Regions from separate parts of the Mus musculus genome. Here region 2 is linked to region 1. A link is a contact called in ENCODE Hi-C data. All regions are on one chromosome and are shown on one strand. Each heading gives the region's core, a stretch centred on a gene start or an enhancer-like site at or near the end of the contact. The rest is flanking DNA. Distances are from core to core; before and after follow the strand shown.

What was found. A loop is a pair of places that touch in the nucleus more often than their neighbours do.
Region 2: a loop to region 1 is called in a map of T-helper 2 cell, with 5 times the contacts of the local background. The contact joins the promoter of Sertad1 here to the promoter of Erf in region 1. A Hi-C loop is called at or near these places in 1 of 37 maps with a recorded cell type or tissue (T-helper 2 cell).

Annotation. Positions count from the first base shown.
Region 1 is chr7:25,246,646-25,253,417 of GRCm38, reverse strand. It overlaps Erf (Ets2 repressor factor), which reads left to right and starts at 2,660. Exons shown (of 4, transcript NM_010155.3): 1 at 2,660-2,839. The coding sequence starts at 2,818.
Region 2 is chr7:27,483,975-27,490,746 of GRCm38, reverse strand. Sertad1 (SERTA domain containing 1) reads right to left here and starts at 3,794. Exons shown (of 2, transcript NM_018820.4): 1 at 3,669-3,794; 2 at 433-1,494. The coding sequence starts at 1,491. The coding sequence ends at 781. Gm38972 (a long non-coding RNA gene) reads left to right here and starts at 3,787. Exons shown (of 5, transcript XR_881906.2): 1 at 3,787-4,022; 2 at 6,332-6,454; 3 at 6,713-6,772.

The sequences.
Region 1 (6,772 bases), core at 1,411-3,910:
GATTTAAAAAAAAAATACCCAATTAAAAAAAAATGTGCCAGGCGGTGGTGGCGCACGCCTTTGATCCCAGCACTTGGGAGGCAGAGGCAGGTGGATTTGTGAGTTCGAGGCCAGGCTGGTCTACAAAATGAGTTCCAGGACAGCCAGGACTATATATAGAAACCCTGTCTTGAAAAAAAGAAAAAAGAAAGAAAAGAAAAAAAAATGTGTATGCGTGTGTGTGTGTGTGTGTGTGTGTGTGTGTGTGAATGTGAATGTCAGCTGAAGATAGGTGAGTGTATTGGATTTGGCAAGAGTGGGAGGTACAGGTAGTTGTGAGCTGCCTAAAATACTGTCTTATGAACTGACTAGGGTTGTCTGCAAGAGGTGCTCTTAACTGCTGAGCCACCTCTCTACCCTCCCTATTTTGGTTTCTTGAGACAGTGATTCATGTTTTAGCACAGGCTAGCCTTGAACTCTCATGTAGCCCAGGCTGGCTCTAAAATGGACCGGTCCTCTGGTTTCAGCATGAGAGCTGAGATTACAGGAGTGAGCTAGTGTGCATAGCTTTATTTAATTAATTATTGGTGCTGGCAGTGTAACAGGGACTCCCAAGCATGCCAAAGATACTGAGCTATTACCCCATCCCAATTATTACTGTACATTTATTTAGTTAGTTTTGTTTTTGTTTTTGGAGACAGGGTTCCTCTGTGTAGCCCCGGCTGTCCTGGAACTCACTCTGTAGACCAGGCTGGCCTCGAACTCAGAAATTCGCCTGCCTCTGTCTCCCAAGTGCTAGGATTAAAGGCGTGCGCCACCATCACCTGGCTATTACTGTACATTTATACCACAACCCAGTTTTTAATAATAATCTTTTATCTTTCAGGGCCTAAAAAATAGCCCCATTTTTACAGACGAGGCTTAAAGAGGTGATTTCCGTTGTTTTAGGTAAGAGAGTGGGTAGGAGAAGTAGGGTTGCCACTCAAGTCTGTTTTTGTTGTCAGGAAATGGGGACATGGGGTGTGTTACGGATCTATTTTAAACAGTGAAGTACAATGGCAAAACTGGAATTGTACAGATCAGGCCTTGAATACTGATCCCAGCACTTCCTTGCTATAGGACTTTGGCAGATTAATTTCCCCTGTAAGAAAGAGCCTTTGGTTCTTAATCTGTGGTAGGGGTTACAATAGCAGGCCCCTCATTGGGATTTTATGAGTATGAAGATGTTACAGACAATGCTTGGCTCCCAGCCTGGCACATCGTGAGCACTAAGAATTGAGAGCTGTTATTGTAACAATGATGATTATTGCTGGACCACGCTGCTCCCAGAGGGTTACAATATCCGTGGGGAGCTGCACTGTCCGTAGGCAAGGTTACATAATTCCCAAAGGGGTGACACTTCCCTGGAGGCCATGGTCTCCCTAAGGAGGAGGCATGAGACTTCTCTCTAGCACCCGTGAGCTGGTTTAAAGGCTGAATAGGAACCCAACAACGGAGAAGTTTGGGTTTGAAGCCTTAAGCACCTATAGCCTGAGCCAGATAGGCCTTCCCTCTTGCTTGCCGCATCTCACGGCTCTGATTCATCATCTTTTCAGTCTCCTAGTCCCCTATCTCTTCCTTTGGTAACTCCGGTTGGTTTATTTTTCATTATTTCCCTGAGACTGTTTAGGTTTAGTTTATGAGAATATAGCTCTGCTTCCCCTCTACCCAGTAGCAGGCTGCCTACCTGCATCCGATCGGTACCCCGATTTCCTGTTTCCCGAGCCTCAGGCTCCATCCATTCCTCCTATCTGCTGCAGCGAACACAGACTTAACACTTCCCCTACGCTCGGGCCTTTGGTCTTAAGCCCTGTCTTCCTCTCTCCTGGCGACCCCCAATGCTCCTCCGGAGCACATTTGTTCAGACTTGGGTCGCCCCCAGCATCCTGGCACTATCTCCGGAACCCCCTGCTCCAGTGTGGAGGTGGGGGTACCTCCGGCCGCGTTCCCAGGACAGCTGCAGCCTAAGGGACAGTGGTGATTGTGGGGGCTCCCGAATGCATTCTGGTCACTTCCTCCCCAGCTGGACTGGGTCTATCAGGAAGGCCAAGACCCCATCTCCACAGGAGTCGAGGGTACAGCCGCCTCCCCATTTCCGATGCTGGGAAATGTTTCCCACCCATTCCACCCCACCCCTGGACAGCTGCCCTCTTTCAGGCTCGGGGTTGAGGGGGTTGGGTAAACTCAGGCTGGGAAATGGCTGTGCTCTTGATCATCCTCCAAGATCCAGACTCCGCCCCCCTGCGGAGAAGACTCTGCCCCTTCCCCACAAAAATTTCTGATCGTCCCCCTTCATATAATTCCTTTCCTCCAAAAAGGTCCCAAAAGAAACTCTGGAGCCAGGAAAGGGCAGAAGAGAGGCAGCAGGTACTGAGTGCTGAAGACTTAAGTTCTTCTGACTTAGAGCCTCCAAGAAGGGTCGTGACCCCCAGGACCTCCCCAGCCCCTCCCTGCCCTTCCTCCCCCCCCCCCCCCCCCCGCCGCGCGGCCCCTTTAAGCCAAGAGCCGGCCGGTCCTCAGTGGCTGCGCGCCGGCAAGCGTGTGTGAGTGCGCGGGAGGGGGCGGGCACAGTGTCTCCATGGCGACGCGGCGGTGACGTCGCCGGCCGGGGGGCGTGGGCGTCCCGGCCCCGGAGTGCGATATTAACCCGGGAGGCGGCGGCGGGGAGGGGAGAGGCTCTGAGAGGCGAGGCCGGGTGCGGCGGCGAGGGCGTCCCAACGGGCGCGGGACGGGACGGGGCAACGCGGGCGCCAGGAGCAGCGGCCCGGAGTTGGGGCGCCTTGCCCCGGGCCCCCCAGCATGAAGACCCCGGCGGACACAGGTGGGGGCGGGGGCAGCACGTGTGGGGGAGACTTGTTGCCCCGGGAAACCGGGAGGGAAAACTTTGGGTGGGGGCTGAAGGGGTTCTGGGGAGCCCGATTGATACCCAGTTCTTGGGGACCCCCAAGCACTCGAGACCTGTTGCTTCTAGAGGCGCGAGCTGGGGTGCTGCCTGGGAGCCCCAATTCTGTGGATCCTTTCGGAATGGTATGGGTGCTGCGGGTGCTGGGCTTTCCCTTCCCGGACTCGGCAACCTGGGTTCTCCCGGGATCACTGGGGTGGCAGAGTCCCCTCCCTGTCGTTCTGTCACGTTGCACTCCGGGGGCCGGGACGTGTGCGGTGCGAGGTGGGGGTTCTGTACAGGGACCCGCTATGCTCGGTTCTGCGCTGCGCGGTCCGGCCCGTGACCTTCACGGCAGCGCGTGCCCAGCACCCGGTGAGCGGGATACGGGATGGCCTGGAGCTGGGCGTGAGAGGGGAACACGGGACTCGGGGTCCGGGCTGCACCGCCCCTCCCCCGTCCGTCTCCTCGCTCCCCCGCCCGGACTGAGTCGCAAAGTTCCAAAGCGCAGCCCGAACGTTCGAAAAAGGAACTTTTTGTTTCCGACCTTAGAACGCGCGGCTTTAAGGTGGCTCAGGGGAGACTTGGGTACCCTCCTCCGGCGCGGGCGGAGGCTGGGAGTTGAGGAGGGTGGGAAAGATGGGGGGGGGGGGGGGAATGCAGAGGCTCTCCCTTCGTCCTTCCCCCTCCCCGATCCTGCGCTTCTTTCAGCGGGCCGTCTTTTCCCTCCGCCCCTCTCTTCCCCGCCAAGTTGCTCCTCCTTAAGGGGCCAGGATTCCCCTCCCCCCCCATCGCCGGGCGGGGGGCAGCAGGATTAACCCCCCCTCCCACTCGGACTTTCCCCCTTCCCCTCCCCCGCCGCCCCCGGGCTCGCACAGGCTGGACTTTGCGCCCGGGCGCGCGGGGGGAGGGGGCCTCGCCGCCCCCTGCCCGTCTGCCCCGTCGGAATCCGGCCCGGGGCGGGGACGAGGGGAGGGGGAAGGGGGCCGGGCGCCGCTGTTCAAACTTGTTTCCTTCCCCCGGCGGCGGCCGCGGCTCCGGCTCCTATGTGCGGGTGTGTGCCCCGACCGGCCCACCCACCCCACCTCCCTGCTCGGCGGGTGGGGGCGGCTCTTAAAGGGCTCGGAGCAGGGCTCCGGCGCCAGGGGATTGGGGCCAAGGAAGGGGGTCGGGAGTGGGGTAGGGGTGTGCAGTGCCATAGGGTCAGTCACGTGCGTCCCACTTACTCCCCACTCCCCGACTCCCACAGGCTCGTGAGCTGCCGGGCCCTGGGGGCAGCAGGAGCCTCGCCTCACCGGGGAGGGGACCAAGGCGCCCAGACAACCCCGCCTTGTCTTCCCTCTATGTTACGGGCCTTGGCTTGACGGAACCTGTAGGGCCACTGCAACCCTGTCTGGGGTCCCAGTCATGTGTAGATTCTCAAGGGAAGGCGAGAGACCAGAACGGCCTCGAGGTCGGTCTGTTTCTCCGACTGCTGGCCACTGCTAGCCCTTCCATCCGATCCTCCATCCCGGCGTTTTTCTGCTCCGCCGTGGCTGTTTCCCACTTCCTGTTTTCTTCCCGGCTCTGGCGCCATCGAGGTCTGCCTGGAGTGGGGGAGGTGTTGAGGCCCCCCGGGAGGCAGATGTATTTTTCCTCAAACCCCCCCCCCCCAATCTGACCCCTATATTCCCATAAAAAGTTTAGGCAGTCATGTTAAGTTGGGGATTGTTTCCCAGAACTTATGTCCCGACCCAGGCTTGCACAGTCTGGGATATCCAGGTGTGCCTTCTGGGACCCAGCCATCATGTCCTTCCTGTCTGCAGCTACCTCTACACCCTGTCTGCGTTTCTGGAGCCCTTCTCTCAGTGCAGCTGCTTTCTTAAAGCCTCACTGGACCCCCATGCTCGAGAGGTCTTGCACCCTCAAGCTTTCTTGCTGCAGAGCTGGTGTTTCCGTGATTTAAGCACGTGGACCCGTATACAACACACACATGGTCTCCTTGCCCGTGCCTGGCTCCTGGCTCCAAGGCCTGGGGAACAGAGCCCCATTGAGACACCCTGACGTCACCCCCACTCCGTCCCCTCCCCAAAGCTGGGAACAGGCCCTCGTGTATGCTGTGTCCGATGAGGAAAGCCGGTACTAGGGTGGTGCTGGGGTGGGCCTGGGCATGAGGAGGGGTCTCTGCCAGAAGTAGAAGCCAGGGTCCAGGCCCTGGGGGTGGTGTTTCCCAGGAAGGAGGTTAGCAAGGGGGCCTGGGACAGCTCCCAGAATGCGTGCTTAGGCCTTTCCAGAGCCCCCCCACCTCCTTTCCGAGTTCCCTTTGTGTTGCATGTAGTCTCTCTCACTCCCTCTCTTCTGCAAAGTTTATTTTTAGCCTCCTGCTCCCCCGCTCCCAGGACTGTCGCTGCACACACGTTGCCTGGTTACCGGGACACGGAGGCTGGGGCTGGTGGGCTGGGAAGGGTGGCTTTAATTTTGGGGGGAGGGTGGAAGTCAGTACACCCCTCCACCTCCGGACTGATGTCTTAGGGGCCTTAGCCCCCCTCTTGGGACAGGGAGCCAGGTTGGAACTGAGATAAGAGAGTCTGTGGAGCTTTGTGCCCTGAAGGGAGCCAGGAGTTTTTTTTGGAGGTAGTTCCACGGTATATGGAGGGGTGACTTGATGACTTGGGTTCCCAAAGACCTCAGGACCCTAATGGATAATGCAGGGCCTTGGTTCCCTATAGCAGGACAAGGATGCTGGGATGAACAGCTGGGTTCTCAAGAGAAGGATGAGGCTGTGGATGCTGGGGTCCTTAGAAGGGGTTGTCAGGGGCTGTCACCGAGGACTGCTGGGCCAGGACTCTGGGCCCAACATCCTACACAGCTGGAAGCCCTGTCCTGGAACCTGGCAGTGGCTGGCTGGTTTGAGATGGGGATTTCTGAATGGGGCATGTGGACTAAGGAGTGTTGAGCAGGCCATCCCTTTCTACCTAGCCCAGGGTTCGACTGCCTGCCTGTTCAGGGGAACACTGGGTTATGCATTGGGAAAGGTGGTTTCTGAAGGAGGAAAAGGACCACTTTTGGATTTCAGATTGGGGGTTGAGGCTTCGGGGAGACTGAATCTCGCACAGAGTCTTGCTTGCTTTCTGTTTGAATTGGACCCCGCCCATTTTTAACCATATACCTTGGTCTTCCTTCTATAGTGGCTCCCGGGCCCCTGATCTGCCTCCCCCCTTCCGTGCCTTCCTCCCCTTTCCCTCCTCCCACCCCTCCATTACCGGCTGCCTAGTGCTGAATTATTGATGGCCCCTGATTACCCGGGGGTTTGGGAAATGACAACAACCGCAGCCCCCCCACCCCAGGCTGCCCACCCCCTCCAGGGACCAAGTCAGCCCGCCACCAACCTCCACCCAAGGTTAATGCTGGGGGCGGGCCAGCAGGTGGGCTGAGAGTTAGCCAAGGATGAGAAGGCAGAAGAGGCAAGAAGATGACAGTCCTGAGCCTGCCTGGGCTGTCTGGGCTGGGTTCCCTCCATCCAGGTCCTAAGGGTGGACTTGAGGAGGGCATTATTGGCTCAGAGGGTCCAGTGCTGTGGGGGTTGGGGGGGCTCTCAGACAGTCTGGGTTTCACTCTCAAGGGAAGACAGAAGCCTCTGTGTGTGCAAGCGCTGACCTCATCGTCAACCAGCCACCCCACCCGGCCTGGTCCTTTTAAGAAAAAAAAAATACTCTCCAGTCCTGGGTGGGAGTAGGAGCTTCTATAACCTGAGAGAAAGATCATACATGTTTCTGAGGGGAGGGCCACAGAAGCAGAGGGGCACTGCTAGCTCTGAATGGAAGTTGGGGTACACATAGGGGGCTGTGTCCCCATCCTGCTGGCCACGTGTACCCTTTTCTGCCCCTCACCCTC
Region 2 (6,772 bases), core at 2,545-5,044, 2.2 Mb before region 1:
CTCGGGGCCCTGCCCTGCCCTGCCCCCACGGCCGCCAGGAAGGACGCAGCCTGGGTCCCGTGCCAGGGCTGTGAGTGTGCGGCCCCTCCCAGCCAGGCCAGGAATGCAGCTGGACCGCGGGGGCGGCCGCAGACACCCGGCTCCGGCCAGGCCCAATGCTCCGCTCAGGCAGGCAGGTGGCCCCGGCTTGCCCGGACCTGGATAGCTTCTAGATGGAAAGCCAGCTGCCTGCCCCTGAAGGTCCTGCCTTCTCTCCACTAAACTTAGTGGTTTTATTTTGAGAGACCTCCTGAAAGCTCCCACCCTTTGCTCAAAGATATCTCATACCGGGAGTGCAATTTATTCCACTATAACCGTGGGAGTGTCACGGGATTACAAGTTTGATGTTATTTTATCCTTGATCGGCACAGATGCAAAGAAGCACACACACTTGGTATTTCCCAAAGCTGGTTTTAATTTCAAAAAATTATGAGGTCTCTTCCCACACTGGGGATAATGGGATGGGATAGCCCAAACTATTATCCCAGTTCAACCCCAGCCTGGCCCAAACACCATTACTGTCACTGGGCCCTGTCATTTCACCACTCGGGGCTCATTTCCAACTCCTTCACTGGTCAAGACAGGTGGATGGATGTGAAGTTCCCAGGACTCAGTACAGTCTCTCCAAAGTGACCCTGGCTCTCCTCTGTGAGGGGACGCCACCTGTGTCGTGTCAAAGTGGGTTGGTGTCACCACCAGGCTCAACTCAGATCCAAGTCAATTCTCCCTGGGTCCTAAGGGTCAGCGCCCAGGCCCTGGTGGCCTTTCCAGTGCCTGTGTGCCTACTAGTACATCCATGAGGTAGTCCAACTCCGCCTCATCCAACTCTGGAGGCTCCTCCTTGGCTGGGCCATTCTCAGGGCCGGGCTTGAGACCCTCAGAGGCTGGTAACCAAAGTTCACTGTCGTACATGGAGGTATCGATGTCCTCAAACAGGCCCTCCAGTCCATCGTCCAGCAGACAGCCAGTGGCTGGGCCTAGCAAGTCCAAGGCACCCAGGTTGGGTGAGATCCCCCCGATGGAGCGGCCTGGAGGCCCCTCATCTGCTTGGGGTTGGGGGGCCTGGTTCAGGTCCTCAATGTGGTTGAGATCTTCCAGGAGGCTGGCCATGGAGGCTGAGAGGCCAGCATCTGAGCTAGCCAGAAGGCTGTCTGCCACAGAAGGGGCTGGGGGCTGGATGGGCTCAGGCGGCAGGACAGGTGCGGGTTCCATGGACGCCTGGATGCGCCTCAGTGTGTTCACCACAAGCACCAGGTGCCGGAGGTCCGGCTCGCTCTGCCGCAGGCTGTGGTGGAGCTTGACCACTGAGAGGTCAAAGAGGGAGCTAGAAGCCACCGTCGGCGGGGTCTGCGCCACTGCCGGGTGGCTCGGATCCAACCAGCACGAGTCCACGGAGAGGGCTTCCATCGTCTCCTCCTCCTCCCGCTTGCGCTTCAGACCTTTGCTCAGCATCCTCTGCAGGGAGGAAGGAGCCATTCAGTTATGGGAAGCCAATACTCAGTTCACACCCAGCTCTGACAACTGCTGTCTGTGGGATCCTGACCAGTCGATTAACCTCCAGGTCTAGGTTTTCTAAGCAAATTCTTATTTGTTTCTAACGGGACAGGGTCCCGTGTAACTCAGGCTGACCTGCCCCCAAACGTGCTATGTAGGCAGCTTCTGCTCTTCCCTTCTTCCCCTTCCCAGCGCTGGGATTACAGGTGTGTGCCACCATACTTGGTGTATTTGATGCTGGGGATGGAACTTCCTGGGCCTCCTGCATGTAAGGCAAACATTCTACCAACTGAGTTATATTCTCAGCGTCCTCAGTGAGCTTCTGAGATACAGACAGCATTCTGTTATAAGTTGCTACTACAGATTAGATTAAAGGAACAAAAAGCCCTTGCAACATGGTCATTAGTACTTGAAATTTTACTTTTATTTTACATTTTTGTGTTTGTGTGTGTGCGCGCATGAGCGTGCAGATGTCCAAAGAAGCCAGCTGCTGGAATCCCTGGAGCTGATTTTAAAGTAACTGTACGCCATCAGATGTGAGTACTGGGAACTGAAATCAGGTCCTTTGTAGGAACAGCAAGCTCTAAAACCACATCACTAGTTCTTATTTATAAGCACTCTTTGGTTTTGCTCTTTTGAGACAGGGCCCCACACTGTAGTCCGGGCTGACCAGCCATTCCAGGCAATCCTCCTGTCTCAGTCTCCCAAGGGGTTAGGATTACAGGTGTGTTCCATTCCTTGATTACAAATACAGCCATCTTACACAGTTCAATACAGAGTATCTGCTATGCATGGAACTCTATGGTCAAATGTACAGAAAGTGGTAGGAAGATGCCATCCTGGGAGGTAGTCAAGGCAGGTTTTTCTAAGAAAGATAAGTACATTGAAGCTGAGTCCTGCTGTTTGCACTGTAGGCTATGGAGAAGCAGGGCCAGGCTTTCCTGAAAGAGCCAAAGGAAGACAGAGAGAGGTAAACCTGAACTGGGGAGTTTAAAAAAAAAAAAAAAAAGAAGGCCACCACACACTAGGAGCAGGCGCAGAGAGTGTGACACAGTAGGAGTCCCGGTGGGGGTGGGGAGCAAGCAGGAGGAGGCGCGGGCAGGAATAGGAGGCTTGGATTTTCAGAGTGTCAGGACAGAGTCATGGAGGGTAGGGTCTAGGCAGGAAGATGAATGGTGACGTTAGTTGGCAAGGTCTCTAGAGGATCCCCGGTAGCTGCTGCCTGGGGAAAGATCGGTGGCGGGGCAGCATCATGTGTGTGTGTGTGTGTGTGTGTGTGTGTGTGTGTGTGTGTGTGTGTAGGTTTGGAGATAGAAGTGGGCCTGAACTGCCTGCCTTCCGACTGCTGTACTCACTGGGATGCTGGCCGCTTGGGTTTAAAGCCTAAGCTGTTAGTAGTCACTCAAGGAAGTAAGGGTCCCGAACTTATTGAGGAAAGAGAGAGACAAGGGAAACCCTGAAGGGCCGCGGGAGTAAGTCATTGACAGAAGTTTGAAAATCGGTACTTTCTTCCAAGAGGACTAGAGTTTGAAGCCCCTAGCCTAATCTAACGGGGGCATAAAGGCCGCAGGGTCTCAGTCCCGGGGACGCTGCCTAGACCTAGCAAGACACTAAAAATCCAGTCTTTGCCCTTTTCGCTGAAGACCCGGGAGCCGGGAACCGCAGGAATTCAGCCCCCACCCCGACTCCGCCCCCCCGAGTCCCGGCGCCCCCTAGCGGTACTCCAACCTGGGCTCCCCCGGGGACTCCGGCCCCAGTGACCCCGGGATCCTTTAGATTCCCCAGGGTACCGCCTGTCCCTCCCGGGCCACAGCGAGCCGCGACCCCCGCGGGCCGCTCAGTGAGCCCGGCCTTCCCTCGCTTCCGGAAGGCAGCGGAGGCGGCTCCTCCCGGAGCGGCGGCGGCGGGGGCGGGTGAGTCACGCAGCCGGAGCCAGGGAGCCGGCGCCTCCGCCCCCTTCTCGGGCTCCGACGTGATTCACCCAGCCCGGCCCGGGCGGGCGACACATACAGGCCCTGGGCGCTCGATCCCGGTCAGCCCCGGCCACCATCTACCTAGCTGAGGTATCGAACACCCTAAAGAACCCGGCCCCCCGTACCCCCGTCTTTCCCCACCAGGCCCCTTCATTTACATACACAGATCACTCGCGGCCAATCAGAACGAAGAGGGAGCCACACGCAGCCAATCAGGAAGCGGCTGCCGTAGCATCGCTAGCTTGTTCTGCTCCAGCAACCGACACCTGGGACGGTAGGCGCAGTTCTGACTCCGGCGCACGACTCCAGACACTCGACTATCCCTAGTTCCCGCCCACTCGCGTGGCAGCCCCGCCCTGCAGCTCAGGGATCGGCTCTCGTTGGTGGTGGTGGGCGGAGCCTGAGCGGGGCCGTTCCAGAAGGAGGGGGGAGGTTGTCCCTAAAGCGCATGCCCAGGAGGACTGCCTGAGCGAAGGGACAGCTCTGGTAGCGATTTCCCTTGTGGGGCGATGACAGGTAGGGGTTTTGTACTTTAAAAAGTACAGGCCTGTCACTTCATGTGTTATTTTAGAAAACTGTATGACTTCTGGAAGAGGACCTACTTCTTGAGAGTTACAAAATTAACAGTTTTCTCAGTAGGGCTTAGGATACTGGACTCAATACAGTGAGACAACTGGATTCTACTATGATTAAAGACGGGAGTAAGGGGGGGACGGAACGACACCAGAGTCACGTCCTGGGCATCAGTTCCGGAGGAGCTGTGTGACTTTGGGCAGCAGTTTAAGTCCCTGAAAATAATTTCCTGCGGGGCGTGGTTGTTCACACCCATAACCCCAGTATGGGAAAACTAAAGTATGGGGGATTGCTTTGAGTTTGCAGCCGGACTACTTAGTGGATTTGAATCCAGCCTGGACCTCAGAGTGAGATCCTGTCTTAAAACAAAACAAAACAAAACAAAACAAACTAGCAAAAAAAACCGACGAACTTTTTTTTTTTTTTTTTTTTTTTTTTGCGACAGTTTCACTAACTTGCCCAAGTTAGCCTGGGAAACAGAGCAACCAACCCTCCTCAGCCTGTCAGTGACTGGAACCAGAGACTTATGCCACACCTAATATTCTTTTTTTTTTTTTTTTTGGTTGTTTGGTTAGTTGGGTTTTAGTTTAGTTTTTGTGTATGTTTTTGTTTGTCTCTTTGTCTTGGTTTTGGGTTTTCGTTTATTTTGAGACAGGGTTTTTCTGGGCAACAGCCATGATTGTCCTGTAACTCAATCTATAGACCAGGCGGCCTCTAACTCAGAGATTCACTAACCTCTGCCTCCTGAGAGCTGGGGTTAAAGGCCTGCGCTCCACACCTGGCCTTCAGCTATTCTTAAAATATGTTTGGAAAGGTACAGTTTAGTGAAAGAGTGCTTGCCTCACATTTCAGCATGTTAAACACCTGCACTTGGTTACAGCACTGAAAAATAAAATAAAGTAAAATAGCCTGATGATTTACTAAGAGTAGAACATTAAGGGCTGGAGAGGTGGCTCAGTGGCTAAGAGTACTTGTTGCTCTTGCAGAGGACCAGGCTCGGCTCCTGGTTCAGGTTCAGTTCAGCACCCACATGGCAGCTCATGACTGCCTATAACTGTAGTTTTAGAAGATCCAACACCCTATTCTGACTTTCTCAGTCACTCGATACACGTACTACATAAACAGCCAAACAAGCACAAACACAAATCCAAACAGTAGAATGCTGGGCTGAGGAGGTGGCTCAGTGGGTAAAGACACTGGTGCTGCTAAGTGACAAGCTGAGTTCTGTCTCCAGGGCTACAGAGAAACCATGTGTGGAGAAACAAACAAACAAACAGTCAATCAACAAAGAGCTAGTCTGTGAAGCTGGAGAGGTGGTTAAACTGTTAAGACTACTGTCTGGTCTTCCAGAAGACATGGGTTTGATTCCTAGCACCTACATAGGAGTCCCAACAATATAATTCCAGATGCCCTATTCTGGCTTTTGTGGGTTCCAGGCACATATGTGGTACATAGGCAGACATGTAGGTAAAACACCTATGTATACAAAGTAAGATAAATCTTCATGTGGTTGCTGGGATTTGAACTCTGGACCTTCGGAAGAGCAGTCGGGTGCTCTCACCCACTGAGCCATCTCACCAGCCCCCTAAGATAAATCTTTTAGAAGATCTATTATGTAACCAATAAAGGTTCAAGCACTATCTTCTATTTAACTTTTTTTTTTTTTTTTCTGAGGCAGGGTTTCTCTGTGGAGCCCTGGCTGTCCTGGAACTCACTCTGTAGACCAGGCTGGCCTCGAACTCAGAAATCCGCTTGCCTCTGCCTCCCAAATGCTGGGATTAAAGGTGTGAGCCACCACTGCCTGGCTCTATTTAACTATTTTTATTTTATGTGCATTGGTGTTTTGCCTGCATGTATGTCTATCTATGTGAGGGTTAAGGACAGGTGTGAACTGAACCCAGATCTTCTGGGAGAGCAGTCAGTGCTCCTAACCAGTAAGCCTTCTCTTCAATCCTTAAGCCTTATCTTTCTTTAGAAAACAAACTAAACTGGGTGTGGTGGCGAATACCTTTAAACCCAGCATTTGGGAAGCAGGGATATGCAGATTTCTGTGAGTTCAAGGACAGCCTGGTCTTCAGAGTTAGTTGCAGTACAACACAGAGAAACTCTGTCTTAAAAATAAATAAATGAAATAAAAATAAAAAAAGAGAATAGTAGTTGCTTGTTGGCCTTTGGTTTAATGTGAAAAGAGGATAACAATTCTAATTGGAGTCGGGATCCTGGTAGGTAAAGGCACATAATTCTCTCCACAGTCTATTCTATGGCCTGACCAATAACAGAGGCTTAGGAAGAGCTCAGCACTCAGCATGGTGGCTGTCATGACTCCTGTCATCCCAGCATGTACAAGGCAGAGGCAAGAGAATCGGGAGTTCAAGGTTAGCGTGTGCTTTATAGCAGCACAAAGGTGTTTTTAATTAATAGTAATAAAAATAATAAAATATTTAAAAAACACAGCTGAGAGTCTGCTCACAGTTCAAGTGGCTCACTACAGACCACATACTGAACAGCTAGTGGGACCTGTGGAGATCTGAACATACTTAGCCCAGGGAGTGGCATGATTAGGAGATGTGGCCTTGTGGGAGGAAGTGTGTCACTATGGGGGTGGGCTTTGAGGCCCTTCTCTTGTTACCTAGAAGACAGGCTGCCTTTGTGTCAAGATGTAGAACTCTCAGCTCCTTCTCTAGCACTATGCC